Linked DNA regions of Mus musculus: all the other regions are linked to region 3. The links are chromatin contacts, found by Hi-C or POLR2A ChIA-PET in ENCODE. All regions are on one chromosome and are shown on one strand. Each heading gives the region's core, a stretch centred on a gene start or an enhancer-like site at or near the end of the contact. The rest is flanking DNA. Distances are from core to core; before and after follow the strand shown. Region 1 holds the start of Trir (telomerase RNA component interacting RNase). Region 2 holds the start of Rtbdn (retbindin). Region 3 holds the start of Hook2 (hook microtubule tethering protein 2).

Evidence for each region. A loop is a pair of places that touch in the nucleus more often than their neighbours do. ChIA-PET counts read pairs that join two places held with the same protein, here RNA polymerase II (POLR2A).
Region 1: a map of CH12.LX shows a loop between it and region 3 (2.1-fold over the local background). The contact joins the promoter of Trir here to the promoter of Hook2 in region 3. A Hi-C loop is called at or near these places in 1 of 37 maps with a recorded cell type or tissue (CH12.LX). POLR2A ChIA-PET finds 5 or more read pairs at or near these places in 4 of 5 experiments (Patski and embryonic stem cell).
Region 2: a map of gastrocnemius shows a loop between it and region 3 (4-fold over the local background). The contact joins the promoter of Rtbdn here to the promoter of Hook2 in region 3. A Hi-C loop is called at or near these places in 8 of 37 maps with a recorded cell type or tissue (Patski, T-helper 1 cell, T-helper 17 cell and 3 more). POLR2A ChIA-PET finds 5 or more read pairs at or near these places in 2 of 5 experiments (both embryonic stem cell).

The regions. Positions count from the first base shown.
Region 1 is chr8:85,025,477-85,030,144 of GRCm38, forward strand. It overlaps Trir (telomerase RNA component interacting RNase), which reads left to right and starts at 1,357. Exons shown (of 3, transcript NM_026760.3): 1 at 1,357-1,758; 2 at 4,063-4,140; 3 at 4,399-4,668. The coding sequence starts at 1,423. The coding sequence ends at 4,506.
Region 2 is chr8:84,944,937-84,949,033 of GRCm38, forward strand. Rtbdn (retbindin) reads left to right here and starts at 2,055. Exons shown (of 7, transcript NM_001357326.1): 1 at 2,055-2,216. It also overlaps a transcript of Mast1 not described here.
Region 3 is chr8:84,987,711-84,991,909 of GRCm38, forward strand. It overlaps Hook2 (hook microtubule tethering protein 2), which reads left to right and starts at 2,913. Exons shown (of 21, transcript NM_001372357.1): 1 at 2,913-3,042; 2 at 3,509-3,594; 3 at 3,667-3,739. The coding sequence starts at 2,998.

The DNA of each region.
Region 1 (4,668 bases), core at 107-2,606, 36 kb after region 3:
CTGTCTCGCGGACATATTGGTATGACCCAGACTACTGCTCTTCACTGATTGGGCCCTGAGTCTTGCGGCACTCTTTTCATTGGATGAATCTTGTCTTACTTCCACTAGTCACGCTCAAGTCCCTGCAGGCGTCAACCTCTCCTTAGCAACCAGGCAAACATCCTGGCCAAGCTTTTTGCGTGAAGTTAGAGCAGAGGTAGCTCTTGATTCCATAGGCTCAGTTTCCTGATTATCATTTCCCCCTTACTTTCTGTGTTGGACCTCAACATCTCTTCCGGTCCTCCAGTTACCCAGTTGGTTGTGAGCCACATGGTTTCTGTCGCAAACCAATTACGAACGAACTGGTTATTTGGCTGAGGGTCGATTAAAAGACTCCATTTGCTGCAGAGTATGCAGACTTTCCCCCTGTGTTCCCGGAACTCCCATGTTGGGCAGGAATGATTCCTGCAACAAGTCGTCCTTGTAGAAAGAACTTTAATTTCTGAAACTCTTATTGCGCTTGGCACTCTGCTTTCTCTCTGGGTGTGCTCCAAGTTCAGCAAATGCAATTTTAATCGAGTCCCTGTCCTTGGGAAAGAATACAAGGGTCCTTAGTCCCTTCATGCAGTACGCAGCTCAAAACATTAAGTCTTAGGTTCTCAGCCTGGAAATACGTTCGGCTTCATTTTAGTGCTCCAGCCTCTTTAAATACTAATCTCAGGCAGTGTCTAGCTGCACGCAGCCAGCGGTTTTCTTTCTTTCTTTCTTTCTTTTTGGTTTTTCGAGACAGGGTTTCTTTGTGTAGCCCTGGCTGTCCTGGAACTCACTTTGTAGACCAGGCTGGCCTCGAACTCAGAAATCCGCCTGCCTCTGCCTCCTGAGTGCTGGGATTAAAGGCGTGCGCCACCACGCCCCGCTGCCAGCGGTATTTTTATTTCAAGCTAAGAGATTAACTTCAGAGACAGATGTCAAACCTGGAGATGCTTCCATTCTAATAGGAGGTATCAAGTTAGATATGCTTTGTAGACCTAGTTAGGGGCCACACAAGTTCCCAAGGGACAATTGAAAACACAGGCTCCAAACAAGATCCGTTCAGTTACAGAGTTCTGGTGGCTGCCTGGGATTGTTCTCTTAGCCCTTACAGGGGGCCTGGGTCCCAAACGATGGTCCCATTCTCGGGGAGCTTCTGGCTGCTTAGCTAACTCGTATCTAGCAGGATTAGGGAACCGAGGACCAGAAGGAAAGGGACCGGCTTCTGGGCTCCATCGCCTGGTGGCCAGGTCAGAACCCTTTGGCCCCACCTAAGCTCCGCCCACTCTGCGTTGGCTTCTGGGTTCCGACCTCTCTTCCCAGCATGCATTGCTCCAGACGAAGCCAGTCCCGCGCCAAGCGCGCGGTCTGAGAGCCTTTCCCGACGTCCTTTGCACGGCATCTGGCCACAAAATGGCTGCCCGAGGGAGACGGGCGGAGCCTCCGGGTCGGGAGGCGCCCGGCCCGGCGGGCAGCGGCAGGAGCCGATGGGCTGAGTCGGGACCGGGAACGTCACCCGAGAGTGGGGACGACGAGGTGTCGGGCTCGAGTCCGGTGTCCAGCGGTGTGAACTTGTTTGCCAACGATGGCAGCTTCCTGGAGCTGTTCAAGCGGAAGATGGAGGAGGAGCAGCGGCAGCGGCAGGAGGAGCCACCCCCGGGCCCGCAGCGACCCGATCCACCGGCCTCCGCCGCGGCGGGCCCAGGGAATCCGAAGAGGAAGGGCGGCCCAGGCCCCACGCTCAGCTTCGTAAGGAGCCGCGGGGGTGGGGGCGGGCGCCGGGGCCCGCGTTGGCTGGGGGAGTCGGGCCCGGGAAGGGGCGTCATGGTCCAAGGCAGTCCTCCGCCCGGCTGCCTGGACGGTCCCGGTCGCTTGCTGAGAATCTCGAGCCTGGATTCCGGACCAGAGGTGTTTCTGGGCGGGAATGGGAATCCTTAGATCTCATTCGTGGGACCTGAGAACCGGGAAATTGCATTGGAAGCAGCGCTCTGGGGTTAGGGGGCCCTAGATGCTAGGATTCCCGTTTGATTTGTACCCAGACTTTGAATAGTGAGGCCCACATATAATGTGGGGGAAAAAGAGGAGACACATTTAAATCCCGAGTCTGCTGTAATCGTTAGACTCGACTCGGACCACGGACCGTAGCCGGGCGTGGTGGTACACGCCTTGTATTACAAGCACTCCGGATGCAAGAAGAGGAGAATTCGAAAAAGTGAGACCTTGTCCCAACTAAACAAAACCAACCAACCAATAACAAAAAGCAAATCACCGACTTTGTGGCCTTAGCAAGATCAATCGATTCCTTTCTTTATTATTTAACTAATGTCCATTTATTTAGCACCTTATCTTGTGCTGAGTATTTATTGGTGGTGTCTTTGACAGAAAAGAACGTTGTTTGTTTGGAGTGTGGGTGGCCTATCCTGATTTTCTGTAGTTCTAATAATTGAGATTTTGATGTATTTCATGAAGTGGTCCTAGGAAAGTCAGAACAGACTCTTAAAGAACAAGACCAGTGGTTCTCTACTGGGAGCAAGTCTCTTCATCCTCATGTATTTGGTAAAGTCTGTAGACATTTTGGTTGTCAAACTCTTAAGAGGAGATGCTAGTGACATCTATAGGTAGATAGCAGGGATGCTCTTCTGTATCCTATAACGCAAGGGATAACAAAGAATGATCTAGCTGAAAATGTCAAGTGTCATGTTGAGGAGCCTCGGGTTAAATAAGTTGGACATATACTCTGTTAGTTTTGAGCTTGCTTTGTCTCTGATGTTGAGACCTTGTAGTGGGGAGGAAGAAATGTTGGTTTGAGAATAACAGACTGTGGGTCAAATCTTGGATCCAGTTCTGTGGTTTGGGGTAAGGCTTAAGTTTGTTTAGGTCTTAAAAGGGGGTGTGTGTGAGCCTCCAAAGTGGCACATACATGGAATCCTAGCACTGTGGTGCTTGAGGCAGGAGGATTGCAGAGTCTGAACAAAGGTTACATTGTTTCTAAAAACAACACAGTGTGTGTGTGTGTGTGTGTGTGTGTGTGTGTGTGTGTGTGTGTGTGTCCAGTAGTGTGTGCCTGTAGTATCAGCTACTCAGGAGCTGAGAAAGGATCTGACGTGAAAGGATCTGACGTCCAGAATGAGTTCAGAGCCAGCCTGAGCAACTTAGTGAGACCCCGTCTCAGAAACGAGATCTGGGGATTTAACTCAGCAGAAGATCGCTTTGAATGCATGGGATCCTAGATTCCACCTGCAGTATTGCACAAAAGCGATTGTGGGAATAGTCCAGCAGTCACTGCCTAGTTAAAGGGTAAGAACAGGATAATCTCTTGAAGGCCCCCAGTTAAAGGGAGAACATGGGGCCAGGGTGAAAACCCAGAGCCAGACTGTTCTTAGAGGAAGTGGAAAGTAACAGGGCCTGGGTTGATGTGACAGTCCAGGAATAGGAGCAACAGTGGTGTCACTGCCTCTTTGACTTATTCCTGAGTAGCCATTGTCATTATATTCCTAAAAACGCCAGGCCAGCTCAGGGTAGGAGAATGAGGGATGCTTTGTGGTTCAGGGTGCTCCCGCTGGCCTTGCACATCTGATCCTGAGTCTGTTGTTGGCAGCCTGTCCTATTTCTCCCAGAAACTTGTCTTTATTTCTAAAAGGAGATAGTTATTACCTTCAAATAGCATAACTGTGAATATGAGAGGAGATACCACGGTCACAGCGCTCTGTGTGGTCTGTAGGGCTCAATAGATAGTGAAGCTCAATAAAGGAAGCTGTGTGGTCCCTGACAGGACAGTGTGAGGCCTGGCAGAAAGAGTGAGGACAGAGCCAGTTCCCAGCAAGGTCAGCACTCCTCTGCCCCCCCTGGGAGGGTAGCCTGGGGCCCAGGACTGCCTGGGCATGGCAGCCCAGGGCAGGTGCTGAGTCGAGTGTGCTCCTCTCTGATTGCTGCGCAGGTCGGCCGGCTGGAGGAGCTGGGCGAGGCGTCGCTAGGAAGGTGTAGTGGGCCTCAGCACCGCCAAGGGCGGGCCCGGCTCCTGTAACCCTTGCAGTCTTCTGTCCCTTCACCCAGGTGGGCAAGCGCAGAGGCGGGAACAAACTAGCCCTCAAGACGGGAATAGTAGCCAAGAAGCAGAAGACGGAGGATGAGGTGAGTGGGCTGCCCAGGCTGCCACCCTAACTGCCTTTTCCTTGCAGACCCAGTGCCCAGTGGTCAGGCTTTGGATGGGTGGGCCTTGGAGGGTGGGAGGTTCCCCAGATAACCTGCTTCTGCTTATTCTTTCCTCAAATCCAGGGCCTTTAAGTGACACTGGGGATGGGTCAGCTGTCTCATGGTGTTCCTGACTTTTGTCCCCAGCTTGTTGGGCATCTGTCTTCCAACCATTCCTTCCCTCCTCCGACCCCACAGGTATTAACAAGTAAAGGTGACGCATGGGCCAAGTACATGGCAGAAGTGAAAAAGTACAAAGCCCACCAGTGCGGGGATGATGATAAAACTCGGCCCCTGGTGAAATGACTCCCTCCCGGGTGCTCACTACCTGGGACTCTCTGCGATGTACATAATATTTAATGCGGTTCCGGCAGCAGCCTTCTCTGGAGGACTGATACACAGAAGGAAACGAAGGCGCTTGCTGTGGCCGCAGACCGTTCTCCAGGACTCTTTTTTTACCTTGAGCAC
Region 2 (4,097 bases), core at 805-3,304, 44 kb before region 3:
ATCTTTTCCCCTGCTCTACTGATCGGTCATCTCTCCGTGGTCTTGATCTTAGAAATGGTGCATTAAGGGAGCCTAGAACTGGACAAAAGACTGAGCTCATATTTAACTTAATCTAAATTCTGGACTAGAAGCAGGCTCAGAAGGACCGGCCTCTAGGTAGCTCTAGGAGGGAAGCATTGATCATTTCACCTATGAGGTTAGTTTATGAACTCAGAAAGGCAAGCACCAAATCTCAGAGGACCATCTCAGCCTCAAAATCCCTACCTACTTTGGGGGTGGGAACTCCAGAGGACTGGATTTGTTCCAGCCTTCCCCTTCACTCCAACAGCCCTCAGTATCCCACTCTGCAGTGGACTCACGGCTCCTGCGCCTGCGCAGCCTGGAAACCAACATCTTCGAAGACTGCAAGGAGCTAAAAATCGCTCCCGCCCACCTACAAGCTGGGCTGGACTTAAGGATCGCGGGCGTGTGTGTGTGTGTGTGTGTGTGTGTGTGGTGGGAGTATTGTAGTGAAGGAGGTGGACTGGGAAGTGGGGAGGCTGTCTAGGTGCCTGTCCAATTAGGGCAGTAGGAAGTGTCCTAGTGGCCAGACAGGTGAATGGAGGACTCAGTAGCAAGCCTAGGAAGGGCTCTGGAGGTGGTGAGGGGAGAGGCTTACGAACAAACATGTTTACAGCTCTGAAGCGGTGGTGGCCCCGAGGGGCTCGAACCCTGGGGCAATAACTTTTCTTGCTGCACCTTCACCCCTAGACTGGCCAGGTGCCTAGGCAAGAACCTTAAGCCCCCTCTCCCTCCGACTCCGGCGGGGCCAGGCGCCACCCAGGCCATCCTCGAGGGGGCGCGCTAGGATGCAGCCCCTCCAGCAGCCTCTGGGATACCGGGGCGACGCCTGAGGGGCGGGGTCCGCGCTGCCAGGACTCGCGGACACAGCACTCTTCGGCCGAGAGCATCCTCTGGCAGTACGAAGGGGCGCCACGGCCGACCCCTGGTGCAAGTTCTCCTGCGTTCTGCTCGGCCCCGCCCCAGGGCACCGACCCCATCCCCTCCTTGGAGCCCGGGCTGCAGCGTACCTGCAGCCTCCGGCGGCGGATCAGGCCAGAATCGTCCATGGCGGCGGCGATTTCGGTCCGGGGGGAGGAGGGAGGCGGCGGCGGCAGGAGGAGGGAGGAGGGAGGGAGAGAGAAGCCTCGGGGACCGCGGCGGCGGCCGGCGAGGGGGGGCCCGGAGGGGCGGAGCGAAGCGGGGCGGGCCCGGCGCCGTCACTGCGTCTGGGAGCCGGAGCCGGGTTTTGGCCACCGCTGCCCGCGCTGGGGGTCCGGTGGGAGGGGGGGCGGGTAAACGGGGTTGGGTGGGTGGAGTCTCCAGATGTCCCTAAGGGAGGCATGCTGGAGACAGACCCTATCAAGATAGTCTCTTTCACAGACCCTCCAACCCAAGAAAGATCCCTAGGGGAGTTATTCTCACAGATGAATTCCTGGTGCGACTAGAGACACCCCCCCCCCACACACACAGGAGACACATTCTCACAAGCGTGTGATTTGCTATGAAGAACTGTTCCCTCACCCTGAAAATCACTCCTAATAGAGATAATGTCTGAAAGATGACGTTTCATCTCAATTTCTCCCGTCCTGAGGCGGCATTTCTTCAAAGATCCAATAGGTGACATATTTGGGAACCCTGGAAAGACTATCCCCCCAACGGGACGGCTCGAAGGAATATTCTCTTCTCTGTGGGAAATTGTCTCCACCCCAGGGCACCCTTAGATCTCCACTGATGCATTCTTCCAGAGTCACGTGTTCAAGCAAGAGGCTGGACCTCATGGGAGTTTCCCCCTTAGAAAAACGTATATATACACACAGACTTCCTTCCTTTGCCTCCCACAGGGCAGAGCCCCTCAAGTCTTGCATCCCCTCCAGAGTCTCAGCCTCATGATCAGGATTAAGGAGTCAGGCCAGGTCAGGATATATTTATAAGAGCGATTAGCTGGTAGCTGGGGAGGGGGCAGATGAAGCGATTCTTACTCCGCCCCCAGTAATCACTCTGCTGAGCCCAAACCAGACCATGCTTCTCAGAGTTGGAGAGAACACCATCTGAACCCTAGACAGAACGGGAAGGCCTTTCTTTCCTTGGGTGGCAGCCTGTAACTGACCCAAGGTCTTGGAGGGCAGGGTCTCTGGACTAGAGCGACCTCTGCCGGACAACGGGACCACAACGAGGTCTGGGTCAGTGTGTTCTTGGTTGATCCTCACGTCTGCACCTTTGCCTGTATTATTGTTGTCTGTGTCTTTCTTTCTTTCTTTTGGTCAGCATAGCCATCTCAATGAGTCTCTTGCTTGTACTGTCTTTTGTTCCCGGCTTGTATTTTTCTCAGGTTCTGGGGCGGAAAAGCTGTCCAAGGTGCTGGCCTCGTGCTACTGTCCACGGTGCTGAAATATGAACACCCTGAATGAAATGAGGGCGCGTGTGTACACAGGGTCTTGCGGGAGGAAAAACCCACAAACAGGATAAATATGACCCACAACGACCCTGGCCCAGCCCAGACAAAAAATGGGTCCTGTAACTCGGTTCCTGGGGCCTCTGTAATGCCACTGTTGACCACAGAAAGATAGAGGCAGGAGTTCCCTACACCCTGGGCTGTACAGTGCTATCTTACCAGAGGGGAAGGCATTACTAATTCATTAATTTCCTTACTCAACATTTACTGAGTATGTGCTGTGTGCAAGTGTAGAACAGGGTTTGGCAATATGGGAGTTCATCAATAAAAGACATTAAAAAAACAAGAACAAAACAAAAACAAACAAACAAAATCCCATCCTTGGGGCTGGAGAGATTTCTCTTCTCTTCTTTTCTCTTCTCTTCTTTTCTTTTTTCTTTCTTTCTTTTCTTTTCTTTCTTTCTTTTTTTTTTTTTTTTTTTTTTTGAGACAGGGTTTCCTCTGTATAGCCCTGGCTGTCCTGGAACTCACTTTGTAGACCAGGCTGGCCTCGAACTCAGAAATCCGCCTGCCTCTGCCTCCCAAGTGCTGGGATTAAAGGCGTGCGCCACCACGCCCAGTGAGACTTCTCATTCATTAAGAGCACTGGCTGCTCTTCCAGAGGACCTAGGTTTGATTGCTAGAACTCATGTGGTGGCTTACAACCATTCATAACTCCAGTTCCAGCAGATCTGATATCTTCTTTTGGCCTCCTTGAAAACCAGGTATGCATGAAAACAGACATGCATGAAGCCAAAACACCTATACAAATAAAATAATTTAAACTTTATATATATATATCAGTTGCTGCTCATGCAAAGGATGGGAGTTTGACTCCCAGAACCCACATTGGGTAGTTCACAACAGCTTATAACTCCAGCTCCAGGTGATCAGAGATATCTGACCTCTTCAGGCACCTACAGTAAAGTACACAGATAGCCCCTCCCAAGGCATACTAAAAAAATAACTAAATAAGTCATAAAGAAATGCCTGCTGTACACTGAGATAGGAGGAAGACACATTTCTGGTAGTGGTATACATATTCTACAAGGATGGATGCATATACTTTTAAAACATGCATATGAGCTGGGCATGGTGGCACATGCCTTTGATCCCAGCACTTGGGAGGCAGAGGTAGGCAGATTTCTGAGTTTAAGGCCAGCCTGATCTACAGAGTGAGTAGACCAGGCTGGCCTCAAACTCAGAAATCTGTCTGCCTCCCAAGTGCTGAGATTAAAGGTGTGCGCCACCACTGCCCAGCTTGTGCACACTTCTCAAATAAAGCTCCACCTGTTCTCCAAAACCTCACAGAAGAGGTCGGGAAGATGGCTCAGTGGTTAAGAGAATATACCACATTTACAGAGGACCCAAATTCAGTTCCCAGCACCCATGTCAGGCAGCTCACAACACCAGCTCTGGTTGATCTGATCAGGGAGTCTGACTTCACCAGATGATTATACTCATATCCACCGACCCATATGGATAGACACACACACACACACACACACACACACACACACACACACACACACACACACACACCATAGATACATAATTAAAAATAGTAAAATATAAAAAAGAAGAAAACTACAAACACATAATCATCAAAAAGAATCACACAAAA
Region 3 (4,199 bases), core at 1,663-4,162:
GAACAACCACTCCAGCCCCTACACTCGTCTTCTAAGATTATGTATTATGCAGATTGATGCCTTGAACTTCCTGACAGCCATCAAATCACACACATACACTCAGCTGAACAAACTCCAGGATCCCAAGACACAAGTGGAGGCTAACCCAATCATAGACCCACCACCTCGCACCTACGCAGATAGGATCACATTTCCCTTGGACTTAGATACTCAGTGTTGAGAGGTGGGAACAGGATAGGAGCTCCAGCAGAACTGCAGTAACCAGGTACGGGAAGATTATCAGAGTCCCCAAGCCAATGGAACATGGAATTCACAGAGAATTTTGCATACTAATGGGGGTGGGTGGGTACTGGCCTCTGGTGTGGAACCCAGGGTCCCCATCCCAGCTGTGATGACTGGATCAACATCCAGATGTGCAGGCTGAAGGGGATGGGCTGGGGTCCAGCTGTGGCCTTAGGGAGGGGTTGAGTCACTCACTTCCCAGCAGTACAACTCAGGCTGGGTCCAGCTGTTCCTGGAAACATGTTCGAGGTGGGGTCCCCAAACCAGCTAGAGGCTTCCAAACTTGCAGAGCAGGGATTCTAGGTTCCTATAAATGGGGGCCTTCGGATCTCTGCAAACTTGGAGGTTCCCTACACCTAAAATGGGTTGGCATCCTTCTAAATGCAAGGTCCCTCTCAAAGGAAGGATTTGTGGCTCTTTTTGCAGAATTAAATGCACTTATATCCAGAGCATTGCTCCTTGGTTGTAAAAAGAGATTGCCTTGTTGCCAACACCAAAGCTTTCTTTTCTTCCCCCTAAAAGATGGGACTCTTGCTGACCCTGTGGAAGATTATAACTTCTTCCCCATCAGAGAGTGAAGTATCTTCACTATTTGTTTCCTTATGTGTTTATTTATTTTGAAATAGGGTCTCTCTAATGTGGTCCTTGCTATCATGAAACTCAATATGTAGGCCAAGCTGGCCTCAGGCTCATGGCAGGCCACCCGCCTCTGCCTCTGGAGTGCTGCTATTAAAGGCAGGAGCACCGTCATACTCAGCTCCTAAGCTTCATTTAAATCTTTTTGTTTTGGGTTTTTGGTTTTTTTGTTTGTTTGTTTGTTTTTTTTTGAGACAGGGTCTGTGTGTAGCCCTGGATGTCCTGGAATTCTCTCTGTAGATCAGGCTGGCCTCAAACTCAGAGATCTGCCTGCCTCTGCCTCCCAGTTTCATTTAAATCTTGACTTCTTGAACATCTGGACACCTGTGATATCACACCAACGCTGGGACACCTTAAGTCACTTCCCAGACCTGGATTCTCAGATTTCTCCTAAACTTCAAAATCCCTGCAATGCAACCTTCACCCTAAATTTTTGTGTCCCAGAATGTCACACATTCTTTTAACAATCATGGTTCCTGGTAACAGTGTGTTTGTGTGTAGGACAGCACAGCTTTGTTTCCACTGTGGGGCATCAACTCTGGTGGATGTGGGATGGGGGAGCCAGTTGGCAGGCCCCATGCCCAGTCCAGTCTGGAAGCACACTCCCTTCTATACCTTTCCACAGGGTCTCAGGGACTGGAATCAGGAAAACAAGGCGTGAGGGTCTGTGGAAGTGTGAATCAGCCTCCAAGGCTCTCTGGTGTGTGCAGCTGAGAGTTTGAGTGGGTTGCAACCGAGTGTCTGTAGTAGATTAACAACTCTAGTAAGATAGAGGGCGGGTGGCTGATGTCGCTGGGCTCACCCAACCAGGACAGGGTCGCTGGACTGGATCCCGGCTCATTGCCTGGATGGAAGCAGAACATTATCCCCCTCCGAACTGAACCCGCCCCAAAGCAGAGCCGGCTCCACTCCTCCCTCTGGGCACATTTAATAGCCTCTAATTACAGCACATTACCCCACCCGCCAGAGAGGGGAGGGGCTACTAGTGGACCCAGGGGTCAAAGGGCGTGGTCTGGGCTTTACCCCTGGCGTCAAAGCCCGTGTACTTTGTAGCCGCTGTTTACTCATTTGCAAAGCGGCGGATTAAAAAAAAATTAAATAAAAAAATTAAATAATACAGTTTCTAAAATTAAGAAACAAAACCTGGGAATTAAAGTAGCCCTTGTCTCCTAGGGTCGTGGAAAACATTCAATTGTCTGTAGATATATAGCTTATTGTAAAGTCTGAAAACAGTAAGCACTCCACAAATGATGTCTTGAGACTTTATTGTCAAAAAATTCTAAGCTCTCTGCGCTCCCCTAAACCGGCTCAACCGGTGGACGCACCCTTTTCCCAGAAGGATGCGTTCCTACGTTCTGCGCGCCCCCTGGTGGGCTTCAGATCACCCGCAGCTTTGGCCAGGTCGAGTGTTTTTTAGGGCAGGAAGGTGCTCAAAGCACCCGGGGCCGGGAAGGAGCAGAGTAGCTCGCAGGAAAGAGACCCCGGGCTGGGCAAGTGCTATGTCCTTTACTCAGGACATACTTGACCCTTCCTGCTCCCAACCATACCCGAGTTTTCAGAAGGACTCCAGCCAGAATCACTTCTCTGGGGAAGACGCTTTTAAGATCCTCTCACTCCACGACTACAGGATTTATAATTATTCTCTGCGCCCACATTAAGAAAGGCTCAGATCATAACGCGGCTAAACCGGAGGATTTCTTTCAGCTTTGGGGGGGAACCATTAAAGTGCCTGTGAAACTGGGTGCGGTAGATCCGCCTTAAAAGGATCTTGAGGACCACTCCACTACATAAAGAGAAGCCGCGAGGAGTGGAGGTCACCAGCAGCAGGACTGAGCCAGACTGACACCTAGCGGCAGAATGTGCACTTGCCTATGTCCCGCATCTAAGATGGCGAGGCAAGTGTTTGCAATGGGAGATCACGTGTCTGGGGCGGAGCCTATGGCTAGGGGGCGGGGTGGAGCGGGGCGGCGCTCTAGGCCGAGCGGGAGGTCTGGGCTTCGGGCGCTCGCTGGTGGCGGACCCGGAGGCTGCTGCTGCGTGCCGGGGCTCCTTGGCCCGGATCGAATTCGATCCGGAGCCATGAGTGTGGACAAGGCCGAGCTATGCGGGTCTCTGCTCACCTGGGTAGGTCGGGGGGCGGGGCTGGGTCAGGTGTGCGCCCTCTCCTCTCGTCCTGTCTTGGTCTTCTTTCCTCGGTTTTGGACCTGGAAGGAGGAATAGATCGTAGGCTTGCTGGGCCGTTGGACTCTGACCTGACCACCTGCGTCTGTCACGTGGGCAGGCCTGAGCGAAAAGACCAGGTGAGGCCACGCCCCTCTGGAGGGCACAGGCCTGGTCACATGTTAGCAGTGGGGACCAGGTGACTGGTGGTAACGCCCTGACCTAGGTTTGCAGGGTTTGCCAGGATAGGTAAAATGAAGCCACGCCCCGTCCTTGCCTAGGCGTGTAGAAGTCACGCCCCCGAAGATGTGATATGTTGGTGCTACAGGCTAATGCCTTTCTAACCCCGTGAAATGTCTGATGGCTGGGGAAAAAGTCTGCAATTCCAGGTCCTCAATTTTCCTGTTGCCCTTCCGTCTTCCCCCTTTAGTTGCAGACGTTCCAAGTTTCACCCCCCTGTGCCAGTCCCCAGGACCTGAGCAGCGGACTCGCCATAGCCCATGTGCTGAATCAGATGTGAGTGTGGCGGCTGAGTGGGAGGATCCTGAAGGGCTCCCCAGCCTGCTCATCCCATCTTTCTGCCCCTAGAGACCCTTCCTGGTTCAACAACGAATGGCTCCAGGGCATCTCAGAGGACTCAAGCCCCAGCTGGAGGTTGAAGGTGACAGGTGGACTCATGACTAGGGAATAACTAGAGGACTTAAGGAGGTGAAGGCAAAGGGAAAGCTAGATACATGTCCTGTGCGATGGACAGGCAGTCTTGTCAGGAAGAGAGCCAGATGTCTGGTGATCAGCAAGCTATTTTTGTTTATATTGAGCACCCACAATAGGACAAAAAAACTTGCCACCATTCTTATGATGTGGGCAAAAGCACACACACAACACATGTTAACTTCCAAGAGGTGTGCTGGCAAATGCTTGTAATCCCAGCTATGGTGGTGTGTTAATACAGGAGGGTGGTAAACCATCCATCATCCCGTCTCAAAACCTTTAAAAGGCCAGGGATATAGTTGGCAAAAGAGAATTTGCTCACCCTACACAAGGTCCTGAGTTCAATCCCAAGTAGCAGGGTATGCTGGGTGGGGGGTGGGAGGGGGGATGGGCAGGGGTAGCCAGACCAT